Regions from separate parts of the Homo sapiens genome. Here all the other regions are linked to region 2. A link is a contact called in ENCODE Hi-C or POLR2A ChIA-PET data. All regions are on one chromosome and are shown on one strand. The core of a region is the stretch at or near the end of the contact, and the rest is flanking DNA. Distances in the headings are between cores, read along the strand shown. Region 1 holds the start of MIR4453HG (MIR4453 host gene). Region 2 holds the start of RAPGEF2 (Rap guanine nucleotide exchange factor 2). Region 3 holds the start of TMEM192 (transmembrane protein 192).

Region 1 (5,089 bases), core at 1,342-3,841, 6.6 Mb before region 2:
TTCTTGAAACACAAACTCTGACTGTGTCCTGAAAGTTTAGGGACACAGGTATGGAATATGTAAATGAACTGTCACATAATACACAGGCTAATAAACTTGCAGAACTCATTACTTTAAAAAAAAGGACCAAACATTGTTAAGTTTGAGAAAGTTTTAAATTAATCTAATCAAGATCCTGAATGGAGAACTTCGAAAAGAGAGATAACCCCAGGCTTACATTCATTCCCACAAAGTATCTCTCAGCAGTGGCTTCAGACAGAACGAGCCCACAGTTGTCTAGACGGACCACAATTCTCAGTATACTACTGTCTATGTCTTCTTACATAAAATTCTGCTCTATGTTTAACCCTTAAGGTCTGTATATGAAATATTAATTACTTTCATAAACCTTTAATTTGGTACTCTGACAAGATACCTAAAATACAAGTCAAAGGTTTTATAAACTTCAGCTTTAAAATAATGGAAGGAAAAAATCATTCCTGACTTAAATATCAAAGATGTATCCTAAATTGATACAGAAATAAAGATAATTCAAAAAAGCAAAGCCTCAAACCAAATAAAAAAGTGCTGTAATTTGTTACTCTAAAAAAAAAAAGGGGGGGGTGAAAGGGAAAAAATCACAACTTTTATAAAATGATTAATGTGATAAATGCTCTTCCCCAAGTAAGTTGTGATTCCTAACAACTCAAGTTCCTGAGTAACTGACATCTGTTACAGTGTCCTCCTGACACACATGAAATTGGACCCAGTAACTGAGAAGGTTAACTCCTGTACCAATAGGTACTGAAATGAACCTCTCTCAAAACAGGTTTGTTGTTGTTTTTTAAAAAAGGAATTTTACTTTCAGGGGTCCACAGGTTAAGTAGTTCTCATTCGGGAACCTATATGAGAGTACCCCCGAAACAAAAAGTACACCGCACACACCCACAGTACCAGGAAAAGGTTACAGATACAGATGGCCTCTGTGCGCACATATGCTCTGGCTTCCTCAATTTCCCTTTGCCAACTGCTGGCCAGAAAGGTGCGAGTATTCACTTTGGAGAAAAGACTCCTCCGACAGAAACCTGCATACTTGCATTACTCGTACAAAGAGCTAAAAAGTTACAAAATACAGGCCTCCCTAACACCTTCCCCCCTCCGTGAATAAAGCTAGACTCCCTCATTGATAGACTCCCAACACTACTGGAGAACATCAGCAAAACTCCAGGAGGAAGCGCCGGCATCCTCCCACTTTCTCCCCCTCAATTCCCTCTCCCGGGGCCACTCACACTTTTAGAAAAGAGCCGCGGCGCCGAGAAAGTGGGTTGGTTCCCTTCCTCCTTCGGACTGAAGCGGCAGCTGCGGAAGGCTCCGGCGCGGTACTGAGGAAGAAGCGGTGCTCGTGTCGCTAAACCAGGCGGCAACCCGGGTCTCTTCCGCGCTGCCAGGGGAGGGGAGGCGGCGGCCCCGCTTACCTCCTCTTTTCCTCTTCCTGGGTCTTTTCAGGCTGCGGCTTCTGCCCGTCCAGGGCCACTTCTCCCGGGACAGTCAGGTTTGGGAGACTCCGGATTTTGTTTTTGTAAAGTTTCCTCTGGGTGGAGGCTGCGGCCGGCCCCCCGGGTCCCCCCCGGCCCCGCCGCCCTCGGGACTGGGGCGGGGGAGGGGGGCTCTAGGAACTCCTCCCGGAGTCCAGCCAAGGAGCCGGGGGGCCGGCGACTGGCCAAGGGAGAAGACCCCCGGAGGGGGCTGAGGGGAGGGGGAAGGTGAGGAAAGGACGGCGGCGTCGGTCCTGTTCTCTCCGCCGCCCCAGCCGCCGCTTCACATCGGGGTCCCCGCCCCCCCGGCCGGGGGGTGGTTGCCGAGCTTGGTTGGGGCCCCGGTTCATACACTCCGGGGCAAGATGCTACGGCCCCGGGCGGGTGGCCGAGTCGGCGGCAAGGCGAGGGACCCGGCCGGCTCCGCTCGGCGCCGCCCCCGCTCCCGGCTCCCGCATGTGTCGCTGCGGCTGGGACCCCCCTCCCTACACCTTGGGGGTCTCGCCCCACGCCCCACGGGACGAGGCAGAAGCTCTGGCGCCTCCTCAGCGTTCTCTCACCGCGGAGCAGCTACCCACTCCCGGCCCGTGGTAGCCGCCTCCCTGCCCCCCAAGCCGCCGGCTCCGGCTCAGGCTCGGGCTCCGGCTCTGGCTCCGGCTCCGGCGTGTGCAGCCGCCGCTGCCGGCCGGGAAGGTGAGGGGGGGAAAGGAGTGCGGCCGCGGCTCCCGCTGGCCCAGGTGAGAGCGAAGGTCTCGGCGGCGGCCAGTGCAGGGGGACTGGATCTCTCGGATGCTCCTTCGCTCTCAGTCTCAGCGGCGGCGGCGGCGGCAGCGGCAGCGGCAGCGCCCGGAGCTCAGCTCGCTGTCTCCCTCGCTCTGTGCGGGGCTCTCGCCTCACTCCAGAGAGAGGGGCGGGAGGAGAGCGGCGCCTGCCGATGACGCAAGTCACCTAGCAACCGCTCTCTTCCCCCTCCCTCTTCTTTCCGCTCTGAGGCTTCCTCCGCTGGCCTTTTTCCCCCTTCCAGCCACCCCGCCCTGGGCGCCTCTGGCGCGCTCTGATGACGCTCCAAGGGAAGAGGAAGTGGGGATCGGCGAGCGGGTGGGTGCGCCTCGGGCCGCGGGACTCGCAGCCGCCACCGCCGCTGCCGCCTCTACGGCCGCGTCAGAACTGAAGAGAGGAAGGGGAGGAGCCGAGTCGAGCCTAAGCTGCCGCCCGATCTTACCCCTGACCCGAGGGCGGCCTGGAGAGCTTGGTCTGTAGCGGTTTCCTTCGGGGCAGGTGGGGACTGCTCCTTTGGGAGGAAGGAGGAGGCCCAGGCCGCGTCTTCAGGCAGCTGCGCGCACCACCCGAAGGTGAGGCATTTGGCCCCAAACAGACCCTCGAAAAGCCGGACTGATCGAGGAGTTACCCTACAGCCTGATCTGCACCTGCTCCAGGGAGAGAGCGCCCCACCCTTCCCGTGGCGTGGGGTGAGACCCAGCGTTGGATAACGTGTGGTCGGGCCGAGCAAATGTTTGATGAATGAATGAATGAATGAATGCCTCTCTCACGTGGCACTCGTGAAGCTCAGAGGATATGGTGGAAGTGCAAGCGCTTTGTAAACTGCAGTGCATTGTAAAAATGAGTTGTAATACATTCCTCCCCTCCCCCTAGCCATGAAAGGAAACAGGGGTGCGGCTTGAGTACAGAGTCACAACCTGAGTCTTTAGTGGAAAAGGAGACGAAATGCCGAGCAAGGGAAGGGACCCATCCTCGCGCAGATTGTTAGGGCGGCGGGAAGGGAGGATTGGAAGGGAGCCATCCTCTGGGAGATTGCTGAAGGATTTTTGACTGTCAGGGGAAGAATTTAATAGTCCCTCACTTTTACGAATGGTTCTTTCTTACGGTTTGGAGCTTTCGAGAGCTTCTGGTCTTGGTTCATCAGTGTACGTTGTCATCAAGAAATGTTGGCCTGTTTCAGGTCTGACTCAAAGGTTATTTTCTTTCTAAAATAAGTGTTATTACTATTATGCAGCTTTTCCTACAGATGTTATCCTGGAAAGGAAAGTTAAGTAGAAACTCATGAAGTTTAAAGTGTAGTTCTCTAGGAAAACAAATTTAAGATAAAAGGACCAGAATCCTCAGAAATCTGTCTTCAGTGAATAGTATGAGAAAAAGATTAAAGCAGCAGCAATGATGAAAGCAGATTCCACAATTCTGTCCCTGGACCCTAGTACACTCTACCTCCTTGGGAAGCAGTAGTAATGGATTTTACAAGTCTTTCCACCTGGAGGAGGGGGTAAGGTAGGAGCAAGTGTATTATAGACAAATGTGGGAAGCTCTGGGTTTCTCCCACTACTGCCACTACCATCTGCAAACAGTAAACTAAGGAAACTTTTAACTGGGTAAATCCAAGGGCTCGTGTTCATTAAAATGCTGCGGGAAAGGTGGTGAGAGGGGCAAAGGAGGATGTGGCAAAACCAAGGAGAGACTCACAGACTAGCACCTGACCCTACTGCCCTTGACCTGAAGTTCCAAGAGCCAGGTTAAATATCCTGCTTAAATTACCCTGGATTTTTCTGTCTTTACGTGACCAATCCCCTGCTACAGCCTTCCAAATAAGACTCACAGGTAATCAGACCAACAAGTGATGGTCTCACATGGCTACAAAATAAATATTTTTTGTTTTTCCCCCTCTTCCTATCTTACAACAGGGGAATGGTGGAAATTAAAGGAGTAAAACACACAGATTTAGGGGATTTTGTGAAGCTAAACACCTCAGAGAGTTTAACCTTTGTAGGCTTTGAAGGAAAAGAGTGCAAACATCAGAGTTCTGCAGCCCAGCAGAGAACACCTCCAGTTAAGTGTGTACCACATAGGGTTTTTCAGCAGCGTGATCTTCTGTTTTCATTGTCAGTGGCTCCACCTTACAACCTCAGTGCTGAGGAACAGAAGGGCACTCAGGAGAGCCTGAGCCACTTACTTAGAAAGTATTTAATAACAGCACACTAAGCTTACTGGGCTAGATACCCACCTCAGCACCCAGCTTGATAACAGGAGGAAACAGCTGGAACTGGAGACTGGAGAGAAGGAAGTTCATACATTTCCAACTTGGTCTGCATCTCTTTAGTTCCTTGTATTGCTTATTAATCCAGAGGAGAAAACAGCTAGTTAATTAAAAATTCCAAAAAATCTGAAGTTTTAGCTAATAGTTACTTCCCTGGTTCATCAATTTAAGATAAGGATCTAAATACTGTGTTAAAATATAGAAAAACGGAGACTCTTATAAGGTTTTTGACCTCTACACTTGAAAGTGAGCTCTTACAAGAAACTAATCAGTGTTTCGTTATTCCATATCAGTGGCTTTTACTGTCAAAGATTGTGTAAGCTAAATTATCTGGCAAAATTTTGCTTTCCAGAAATACTATCTATATTAATTTTAACATTTTTATTGTGAAATATAGTTTAAATACATAAAGCAATTATATAGTATAAGTGATTATAAAGGAAACCACCATGTAACCAATCAACCAGGTCAAGAAATGGAATATTTCCAGCAACTCAGAAGTTCCCCTCCCTGCCATGACCTTCCCGAA
Region 2 (4,965 bases), core at 1,749-4,248:
CTTGCTCTGTTACCCAGGCTGGAGTGCCATGGTGTGATCATAGCTCACTGCAACCTTGAACTCCGGGGCTCAAGATAACCTCCCACCTCAGCCTCCTGAGTAGCTAGGACTGCAAGTGCACCCCACCATGCCCCGCTCCTTTTTTTTTTTTAAGTTTTTGTGCAGCCAGTGGTCTTGCTATGTTGACCAGGCTGGTCTTGAACTCCTGGCCTCAAGCTATCCTCCTGGTTCAGCCTCCCAAAGTGCTGGGATTACAGGTGTAAGCCACTTTGCCTGGCCAGACTATTCAATTTGTACTCTCTTTTTATAAAACAGAAAACAGGCTCAGAGAGGTTAAGTTTCCTCTCCCAGTTTTCTCCCCGCAACCAGGGACACAAGTGAGATAATGTATGTAAAAATCTCATACAAATACAAGGTAACATGAACTACTTCATGTATCCATTTAATACCTATTTGTTGGCTGCCTGTCTTGTGTTGAGGATATAGCAGTAAATAAAAGGGACAAACATCCCTGACTTAGAAGCTTACATTACAGTGGAGGGATAAAACAATAAATAAAATAAATAAGTATAGATGGTTCTCAATTTACGATGGTCAATAAATTGACTTTCGATTTTTCCACTTTATAATGGGTTTATCAGGGTATTAAATGCATTTCTGACTTACAATATTTGCGACTTACAATGGTTTCTCAGGATGTAACCCCATCCTAAGTGGGCAAGCACCTGTACAATATACAGTATGTTAGGTGGTAAGTAAAGCGACGAAGATAACCAGAGTGTATGGAGTTACAGGGAAGGTGACATTCAAATGAAGATATGATGACAATGAGGAACAACATTCTATATTTTGGTTGTTGTGTGTGTGCATTTTTCTTTTTGTTTTTTGTTTTTGTGGGTGCAAGTGGGGTGGGGAGAGGGGGAGAGATAATCCAGGCAGTAGAGGGAACAGCAGATGGAAAGGTCATGAGACTGGAATTTGCTGTTTCAGAAACAACATGGAGGCTAATGTGCTTGGGAACAGAATAGTAGAAGAGGTCAGAGAGATAAAGGTCCATAGGATATTCAGGCCATGGTAAGACTTTGGCTTTTACCTTGAGTGGTATGAGGAGCTAAGCAGAGGAATGATTTGAGAAGGAGTGAAAAGAATTCACACTTTGGCTGCTGTGTTGGAAATGAACTGTATGGCAAGCAAGGTTAGAAAGAGGGGGACCAGGTGGGTGGTTATGACAAAGTGCTGGCCAGACATGATGCTGGATTGCACCAGGGTCATGGCAGTAGAAGTGGTAGATAAAGGTTAGAGTTCAGATATGGCATTCTGGAGGTTGAGCTGACGATTTTTACTGACACTTTTGAGGTATAACAGAAAGAAAGGAGTCAAGGAAGTCAACGTTTTCACCCAGGAAGTGAGAATGGTGTAGATGTGATTAACAGAGGATGGGGAAGGCTGTGGGTGTCTGAGACAGGAGATCTGGAGCCTGGTTTGCACATGTGAATTCTGAGATGTCTATTAGACACCAGGTGGAGATGTCAGTTATATTTTTTCACTTCATTGGGTTTGAATTCTTTTATCTGCCTCTCTCCTTTTTTCAGAGCTGTATTGGCACTTATTCATGTTCCTTTGCTTTCAAGGTAGTGGCCTATGTCATAGAGAATTTGATGTTGGCGCTCAACTAAGAGGTGAAAGAGAAATATAGAGAAGCAGTTCCAGCAAGAGTAATATAAAAAGGTCTACAGATACAATTTGTAACTCAGATTCCCTTTCACAAGGTTGGGCAGGGACAGTCCCTTTGCTAGGAAGTCACACAAGCTGTTTAGTGCACACAGGTGACTTAAGGAACCCCAAAATGTTAGCTGACAATCTATTCCAAGTGTTTAAACTAGATGTTGAAAATCATGTTTGAAAAGTTCAACGCAGTAGCTCATACATAAAACTCATTGTGTCTATAGATATCAAAATAAGAACTTGTGGGGGGTGGGGGCAAACAAAAATAAATCCCTGGGACCAGAACAGCAGAGTGGTCCCCGATGCTTGGGCTGACCTTAACACACCTCTACGTGGCCGGGGCAAGGAGTGGGGGGGAGCTGAGGGAATCAGCAGGAGCGGTGACATCTTGAAGGACGAGGTATTGTTTCTGCACCATGTGGGTCCGGTTTGGAAATTTGAGCATCTAGAGGAGGAGGCTTGTTCTGTCCAAGGCAAAGCCAGACCTACCAATAAATGTTTCTGATTATGTCACAGAACTTGCCATCCTGGTCTGTCGCTAAGGAGTGATCAACTTTAAATCTGGAGTGTTTGTTGGTCTAGGGGTGGTAGTGGGTCTGGTGTTGAAACCTCTCTGCCTAATTTCGTGGTCATTTTACTGTCTGAGGTGCCAGAGTGGGCTTGGAAAGCAGGGGAGGGTGCAGCAAATTACAAATAAGCAAAATAAATCCTAAGAGGATTTATCGCCACAGAAGCAACTCGGACGCAACTCTTGGGCTCAAAAAGAATGCCCAGTACAGCCCGGGCTGGTGGGCCGGTCTTTTGCCCAAGGTTAGCTTTCAGCCCCTGGGCGGCGGCGTGGCGCCAGGAGCGGGCGGGGAGCAGCGACCCGACGCGGCTGGGTCTCCTAGTAGGGCGCGTCGGGTGTGGGGAGGGGGCGCGGCGTGAGACAGTGGGGGACACTGCGTGAGGAAAGCCCTGCGCTTCTCTCCGGGGCACCAGGACTTGCGCCCCCTCTTCGGGTCCAGGCCGCGCGCGGGACCCGACAGCCCGGCCGAGGGCTCCGCGACCCACTTGCGGCCAGAGCGCTGCTCACCTGGGCGCCGCCGAAGGTGCCGCTCAGACGCGAGGGCGCGGCCGCTGGCGGGCGGGGAGCGGGGAGGCGGGACCCGGCGCGACGGGGCTGCCCCGCCCCCCGATGATGCGGCGGCCGCCGACTCGCCCCCACGCTGTCACTCATTCCTCACCATGGTTGCAGCACAAAGCAACAAGCCCCAGAGGCCGCTTCCTCCCTGAGGAGCGGCTCCGGCGGCCGGAGAAGGCGCAGGAGGAGGAAGAGGCGGAGGAAGAGGAGGGGAATCGCCGCTTCCCAAACACTCTCTCCGAGGGGGCTGTGCGCGGCTCTCGGCTTTCGGCCCTCGGACGCCCGCGCCGGGAGTCCGAACCCGGGCTGTCCGCGGCCCCCTCTTCCCCCTCCTCCGCCCCGCGCAGACGAGGAACAAAGTTGCCGAGAGCGACTGGGCCGGAGGGCTGCAGCCCGGGCCGGGTGCTCTGGCCGCGGCGGCGCCGGCGCCGGGGCAGCTCCGCTCCGGGCGCGCTGATGGGGGGAGGCGGCGGCGGCGGAGCCCACAGCGGCGGCCCGAGCAGCAGAGGCGGCGGCGGCGGCGGCTGGGCGGCCCGAGGGGATGCAGCAGCAGTCGGGAGGGACGGCCGAGCCCAGTAGACAGAGACCAGGAGCGGCGGCCGAGGCGATCGGGCTTCGCAGCGCCCGGACCTGAGCCAGACCCACCTGGTCCGTCCTCCCGACCGGCGGCCGAGGCGCCCGAGGACTGGGGACGCGGAAGATCCAAGTGATTCTCGGAGACCCCTGGGCGGCGGCTGCGCAAGCCCCTGAGAGGAGGGGGCGACCCTCAGCGCCGTGGGGGAGGAGGCTCCGCCTGCCCACAGCCCTCCCCACTGCCACTCGTACCTCCCTAAAAATAACTCGGGCCCGCTGGGGCCAGGAGGAGCCGCCACTGTCCCCCGAGTGGAGCCGGGGAGGCGTGTCGAGCCAGGGCCGGAGGAAGCCGGCGGAGCGGCGAGGAAGAGGAGGAGGAGGAGGAAGGGGAGTTCCGCCTGCGGGCCGCATCGCACGGCAGCCTAGGGGCGCCGCGACCCTCCCGGCTGCGTCCAGCCCCTCGCGCCTGTACCGCGCTCTCGGCCGCCGGGCCCAGCCGAGCCGCCCCCCCGCGGGCCCCGCGCCGCCGCCGCCGCGGTTTGGCTGATTAGTCGCGGGCGGGCGGGCGGGCGCAGCGCGCAGGGCGGAGGCAGCAGCGGCGCTGGGCCGGGAGGAGGCCGGCCAGGGTGCGGAGCGGCCCCGGCCCGCTCCCAGAGGGGAGATGGCGTCCTACGTAGATAACAGCTTCCGCCAGGCGGTGATGAAGAATCCCCCCGAAAGGACCCCCCAGGTGAGAACGCGGCGGCCGCCTGCCCTTGGCCGGATTTCTGCCTCGCAGGCTGCGTCTTCCCCTGTCCCCCCACCTCCTTCCTGACACAGTTCGCCCCGAGCACCCCACTTCTTGCATCAGGACCCCCAACTTCCAAAGGCATCCCACCTCCGAGTCTTTTACTCCGCCTATCCTGGTTTTATTTTTCCCTCTCCTTGACATTCTGCTCCTTAACTCTTCCCTCCCCATGACTGACCTTTCCCACTATGTTGCCCAGCCGAGAGAGAGAGAGAGAGAGAGAGAGAGAGAGAGAGAGGGAGAGACAGAGAGAGAGAGAGAGAGAGTGTGTGTGTGTGTGTGTATGTGTGTGAATGTGTGAATTCTCTAGCTTTCCCTCTCCCCAGCCGCCCTCCGTGGCCTCTGAATCTCAGGGGATGGAGTCTCATCTCCCCTCGGGCAGCGACTCTTGCTCCCTCTGACTCCAGATCCGTTCCTCCCCTTGCAAGTGACCCTTGGAGTTCAGTGGTGTTTGAAAGGTATAGGAGGAAACCTGTACGGTTGTGCTAAAGACAAATCCATGCTGACCTTCAGTAAAACATTGAGGTGTTTGTATGTTTACTGTTTTGCTTTTATTTTTTAAAGGATACTGCTTTCAATTGAAGGGAAAAAAAGTTGAATAGCTAAGTTAGTGCTTTTAGTTTAAATTGCAGACATAGCTGCAGAGCAGGCATGTTCCAGTACACCCTCGGGAAGGGCACCCTGCGGATTCTTTTGGTGTTGCACAACCTTGTCAAAATTAGATAAGTTTGTTAACCTTTATACATTTGTTTACCTG
Region 3 (4,550 bases), core at 1-2,500, 6.0 Mb after region 2:
ATTTTGCTTTAAATATATATGAGTCTCAAATCTACTTACAGGTCTTACAGTTAATTTTCCATTTTCTCAACTGGAAAAAATAGAAAATTTTAGTTTCATTAGAAATTGTTTGGTCTTTATTTCATCAAGATTATTTAACTGGTTACTGCACAAGAATCTAAGCTACCGTAATGCTGGAACTGTTTCATGTTTCTCTTCCTTTTCCTGATGCAGTTCATTCAGTGATAGGATCACAGTAATATTCCTACTAATTTATTAACCCAAATTAGTGCTTTACAGTAACTGTCAACTTTGCATTTCTCAAGAGCAAAAATTTTATTACTTGCCAGTGGAAAATCCAGTTAACTCTCAGCATACATACATGTTTCTCCTAAAAACACCTTACGATACTGAAGCAAAGAAATAAGATTTTTGTAATTATGCTACCATTCTGTACTATACACGCTGTAAACTAGGCCACTGGTTTTTTGTTTTTTTGTTTTTGTTTTTGTTTTGGTAATCTGGTTTGAATCTATCAAAGATTTAAAAACCTTTGTATTCCTACCATGCTAGATTCAAAACAACACATGACACTTTTTCTCTCGTGTGGGTTTCCAGGCCATGATAGCGACAGGTCTGCGGGACGCTGGCGCCCGGCCCGAGCGTCGTTGTCACTCCAAGTCCACAGCCTCTAGAGCCAAGGCAAGGGACCTCACCAGGAAGGGAGATTCGCCCCCTGTGCCCCTGGGACGTCCGAGCGGAACCCATCGGCCCGGCTCCCGGAGACTCGCGGGGAGGAAGGGCTGTCAGGCCAGGCGCGCATCACGTGAAGCTGCCAGTTCCGGGATCAAAGACGTACCCCGCACGTGGGCTGGGCGCCAGCCTGGGACCCCCGGGGGCCGCGCGCCCACCGCCCAGGAGCCCACCCCAGCCTCCACTGGGAAAATTAGCCCGGAGCCAACGTGTCGCGGATCCCACAGCCGCCTGGAGCCCTCCCAAAGCCCCGCGCCCAGGCCTCCCCGGGCACAGGCGGCGCCCCCTTCGGCCGCGGCCGCAGTCGCCAAGGGTGGCTTCCCTCTCTGAGTCTCCGCCCCGTGCGCCCCGGCACAAGAAAAAGCGGATTCCGGGGCCAACCGCCCGCCGCCTCCGTGCACTCACGTCCTCCATCCTGCCCCCCGCCGCCATTTCCCGACGCCGGAGGCCGAAGCCCTGGCCAGCCCGGCCTCTCCACCTGGACCTGTAAGCCTCTGGCCGCGAAACTCGCCACCTTCTGGGACCTGCCAGGCCCCTCCCCAGACACACCCCCTCCTGCGTCCGCCCCGCCTCCGGCTGGCCCGATCCCCGCCCCCTTAGCTCCGATTGGCTGAGATGGTGGGAGGGGTGTGCCGGCCCAGAAGACCTGGACTGTGGGCGGTGGCTACCGCCTGAACCACCTCGGTTCCTGGGGCTTCTGGCCGCAGCCCCTCGGTGCGCTCTTACCCAGAGACTTGAGCATTTAAGGATGCCTTCCTAGTCCAAGAATTTAACTATTTTCGGGCTCCACTTGCATATTTTAAGAACATTAACTTTTTTCGGTCTTGCCTGGTTGTTTGCAGACACAGCTCTACGCCTAGGTAGAACCAGCGGTAAAATCCTACTCCGCCAGCAGAGGGACAGGAGCAGAATAAAGATTCCAATTTCCATGACATATTTACAGATTTCTCCAATGGGAAACAAAGCAGTTCGGAATGCTTACGGCGTTCGTTTATTAAGACAGAGTCTCGCTCTGTCGCCCACGCTGGAGTGCCCTAGCACGACCTCGGCTCACTGCAGCCTCGAATTCTTGGCCTCCTGGCCAGTTCTCCCACCTCAGCCTCTCAAAGTACTGAGATTACAGGCGTGAGCCACTGGGCCCTTGTTTCTTTTAAAATTGAATTTCAAAAAGAGAAAAAACTTCAATGACATTTTCTAAAAAGCTCATGATTGTAAAAATGTAAGCAAACAAGGAAAGAAATTTTCTGTTACCAGCTCCCGGAGAGAACTTTGATATCAGTTAGAATATATACACTCATACATTTTTTTGGTGGGGCGGCGGAGACGGAGTCTCGCTCTGTCGCCCAGGCTGGAATGCAGTGGTGCAATCTCGGCTCCCAGGTTCAAGCCATTCTCCTGCCTCAGCCCCCTGAGTAGCTAGGATTACAGGCGCGTGCCACCAAGCCTGGCTATTTTTGTATTTTAGTAGAGACAGGGTTTAGCCATGTTGGTCAGGCTGGTCTGGAACTCCTGAGGTCAGGTGACTCGCCCGCCTCGGCCTCCCAAAGTGCTGGGATTACAAGTTTAGCCACCGCGTCTTGCCCACTTTCATACATTCTAATGCTTATTTGTACATTGAGTATAGTGTGATCCAGTTTAGGATGTGTGAGATAAAACTACGCAAATGTTAGTGAAGGAAGAGATGGTGTAAGACTCCACGTGATCTTCTTTTTTCTTTTTCTTTTTTTTCTCGTAGAGACAAGGTCTCACTATGTTGCCCAGGCTGGTCTCATAATCCTGAGATTCTATGAATTATTTATCACAAGCCTTTTCTAGACGTGCAAATTTTCTTCTCTGCATTTTATTTTGAAAATTTTCAAGCCTACAGAAATGTTGAAAGATTAATACAATGAACATCCATGTACCCCTCACACTTGATTCATTAGTTGTTCATTTTTTGTCTTGGTTGCTCTGTGTGTGGGTGTGTGTGTTCACATACTTTTTTTTTTTTTTTTTTTTTTGAGATGGAGTCCCGCTCTGTCGCCAGGCTGGATGGAGTGCAGTGGCGCGATCTCGGCTCACTGCAAGCTCCGCGTCCCGGGTTCACGCCATTCTCCTGCCTCAGGCTCCCCAGGGTCTGGGACTACAGGCGCCCGCCACCACACCCAGCTAATTTTTGTATTTTTAGTAGAGACGGGGTTTCACTGTGTTAGCCAGGATGGTCTCGATCTCCTGACCTTGTGATCCGCCTGCCTTGGCCTCCCAAAGTGCTGGGATTACAGGTGTGAGCCACCGTGCCTGGCCATTTTTTAACTGAACTACTTGAAAGTAAATTGAAGACAATATGAAGCTTCATTCCTAGATACTTTGTTGCCTAAAATAAGGATATTTTATATTTTCTTTCATAACCACAATATCAATATTACACACAACTAATAGTAATTCCATGTTTACTAATAACCAATCTATGGCAAAAATTTTCTAAGTTGTTTCCAAAATGTCTTTTTTAGCTGCTTTTTTTGTTTTATTTTGTTTTGTTTTGTTTTTGAGATGGAGTCTTGCTATGTTGCCCAGGCTGGATTCACACTCCTGAGTTCAAGCAATCCTCCCACCTCAGCCTCCCAAGTAGCTTGGATAACAGGCATACACCACTGTGCCTGGCCCAGCTGCTGTTTTTTCTTTTTCAGTAACCAGAATCCAATCAAGGTTCACACATTTCATTTCATTATTATGTCAAGACATGCTTTTCTGTTGTTGTTTTCGACACAGGATCTCACTCTGTTAACCAGGCTGGAGCACAGGGGCGCTATCATAGCTCACTGCAGCCTCAACCTCCTGGGCTCAAACAATCCTCCCTCTTCAGCCTCCCAAGCATCTGGGACTATATGTTCACACATCCATACCAGGCTTATTTTTAAGATTTTTCTTTTTGTGAAGATGGGACTTTGTTATGTTGCCCACGCTGGTCTCAAAACTCCTGGTCTCAAGCCACCCTCCCGCCTCAGTCTCCCAAAGTACAGGGATTACAGGTGTGAGCCACTGCACCTAGCCAAGACATGTACTTTCACAGGGACAGCACACTGGTTAAGACCAGGGCTCCAGAATTAGTCATGGAGGTTTGAGTTCTGCATCTTACCAAGCATGTGATATTGGGCACTTAGCTTAAGTTCTTAGGAGCTGACTGGGCAAGGTGGCTCATGCCTATGGCCCCTAGCATGTTGAGACACCAAGGCAGGAGGATTGTTTGGTGCCTGGAGTACGGGACTAGCCTGGGCAACATGGTGAGTCTCTGTCTCTACAAAAGATTAGAACATTAGCTAGGTGTGGTGACGTGCACCTGTAGTAGCAGCTACTTTGGAGGCTGAGGTGGGGAAGTTTTAGTTTCCCTTTTACAGAAATTTTCTTTCCTTTTGTTTTGTTTTGTTTTGTTTTGAGATAGAGTTTCACTCTTGTCGCTCAGGCTGGTGTGCAATGGCGTGATCTTGGCTCAGTGCAACCTCTGCCTCCCAGATTCAAGTCATTCTCCTGCCTCAGCCTCCCAAGTAGCTGAGATTACAGGCGTCAGCCACCATGCCTGGCTAATTTTTGCATTTTTAGTAGAGACAGCGTTTCACCATGTTGGCCAGGCTGGTCTTGAACTCCTGACCTCAAGTGATCTGCCCACCTCAGCCTCCCAAAGTGCTGGGATTACAGGCGTGAGCCACTGTGCCCAGCCAGAGATTTTCTATTAAATAAAATAATGCATGTAATGCTCTTTATACAATGTTGTCTCTACAAAGCACTAAGCAAATGTTAGTCATTTTTTGTCTAAATCAGATTTATTAAGGCATTATTAACAT

The links. A loop is a pair of places that touch in the nucleus more often than their neighbours do. ChIA-PET counts read pairs that join two places held with the same protein, here RNA polymerase II (POLR2A). Pooled maps may share reads with other maps.
Region 1: a map of ascending aorta shows a loop between it and region 2 (6-fold over the local background). The contact joins the promoter of MIR4453HG here to the promoter of RAPGEF2 in region 2. A Hi-C loop is called at or near these places in 1 of 168 maps with a recorded cell type or tissue (ascending aorta) and 8 of 50 pooled maps. POLR2A ChIA-PET finds 5 or more read pairs at or near these places in 1 of 52 experiments (GM10248).
Region 3: a loop to region 2 is called in a map of CD8-positive, alpha-beta T cell, with 35 times the contacts of the local background. The contact joins the promoter of TMEM192 here to the promoter of RAPGEF2 in region 2. A Hi-C loop is called at or near these places in 3 of 168 maps with a recorded cell type or tissue (CD4-positive, alpha-beta memory T cell, CD8-positive, alpha-beta T cell and naive thymus-derived CD4-positive, alpha-beta T cell) and 11 of 50 pooled maps.

What each region holds. Positions count from the first base shown.
Region 1 is chr4:152,533,673-152,538,761 of GRCh38, forward strand. It overlaps MIR4453HG (MIR4453 host gene), which reads left to right and starts at 2,592. Exons shown (of 1, transcript NR_033797.2): 1 at 2,592-5,089. It overlaps FBXW7 (F-box and WD repeat domain containing 7), which reads right to left and starts at 2,420. Exons shown (of 14, transcript NM_001349798.2): 1 at 1,455-2,420; 2 at 1,269-1,361. It overlaps MIR4453 (microRNA 4453), which reads left to right and starts at 2,756; the gene lies at 2,756-2,844. RefSeq lists enhancers at 766-865, 2,115-2,650, 2,356-2,715 and a silencer at 1,456-2,245.
Region 2 is chr4:159,100,081-159,105,045 of GRCh38, forward strand. RAPGEF2 (Rap guanine nucleotide exchange factor 2) reads left to right here and starts at 2,999. Exons shown (of 30, transcript NM_001394067.2): 1 at 2,999-4,151. The coding sequence starts at 4,083. RefSeq lists an enhancer at 2,149-2,840 and silencers at 2,489-3,028, 3,159-3,378, 3,419-3,708, 3,457-3,751, 3,719-4,138.
Region 3 is chr4:165,111,610-165,116,159 of GRCh38, forward strand. TMEM192 (transmembrane protein 192) reads right to left here and starts at 1,251. Exons shown (of 6, transcript NM_001100389.2): 1 at 1,138-1,251. The coding sequence starts at 1,164. RefSeq lists enhancers at 527-766, 1,547-1,606 and silencers at 797-1,056, 1,225-1,423.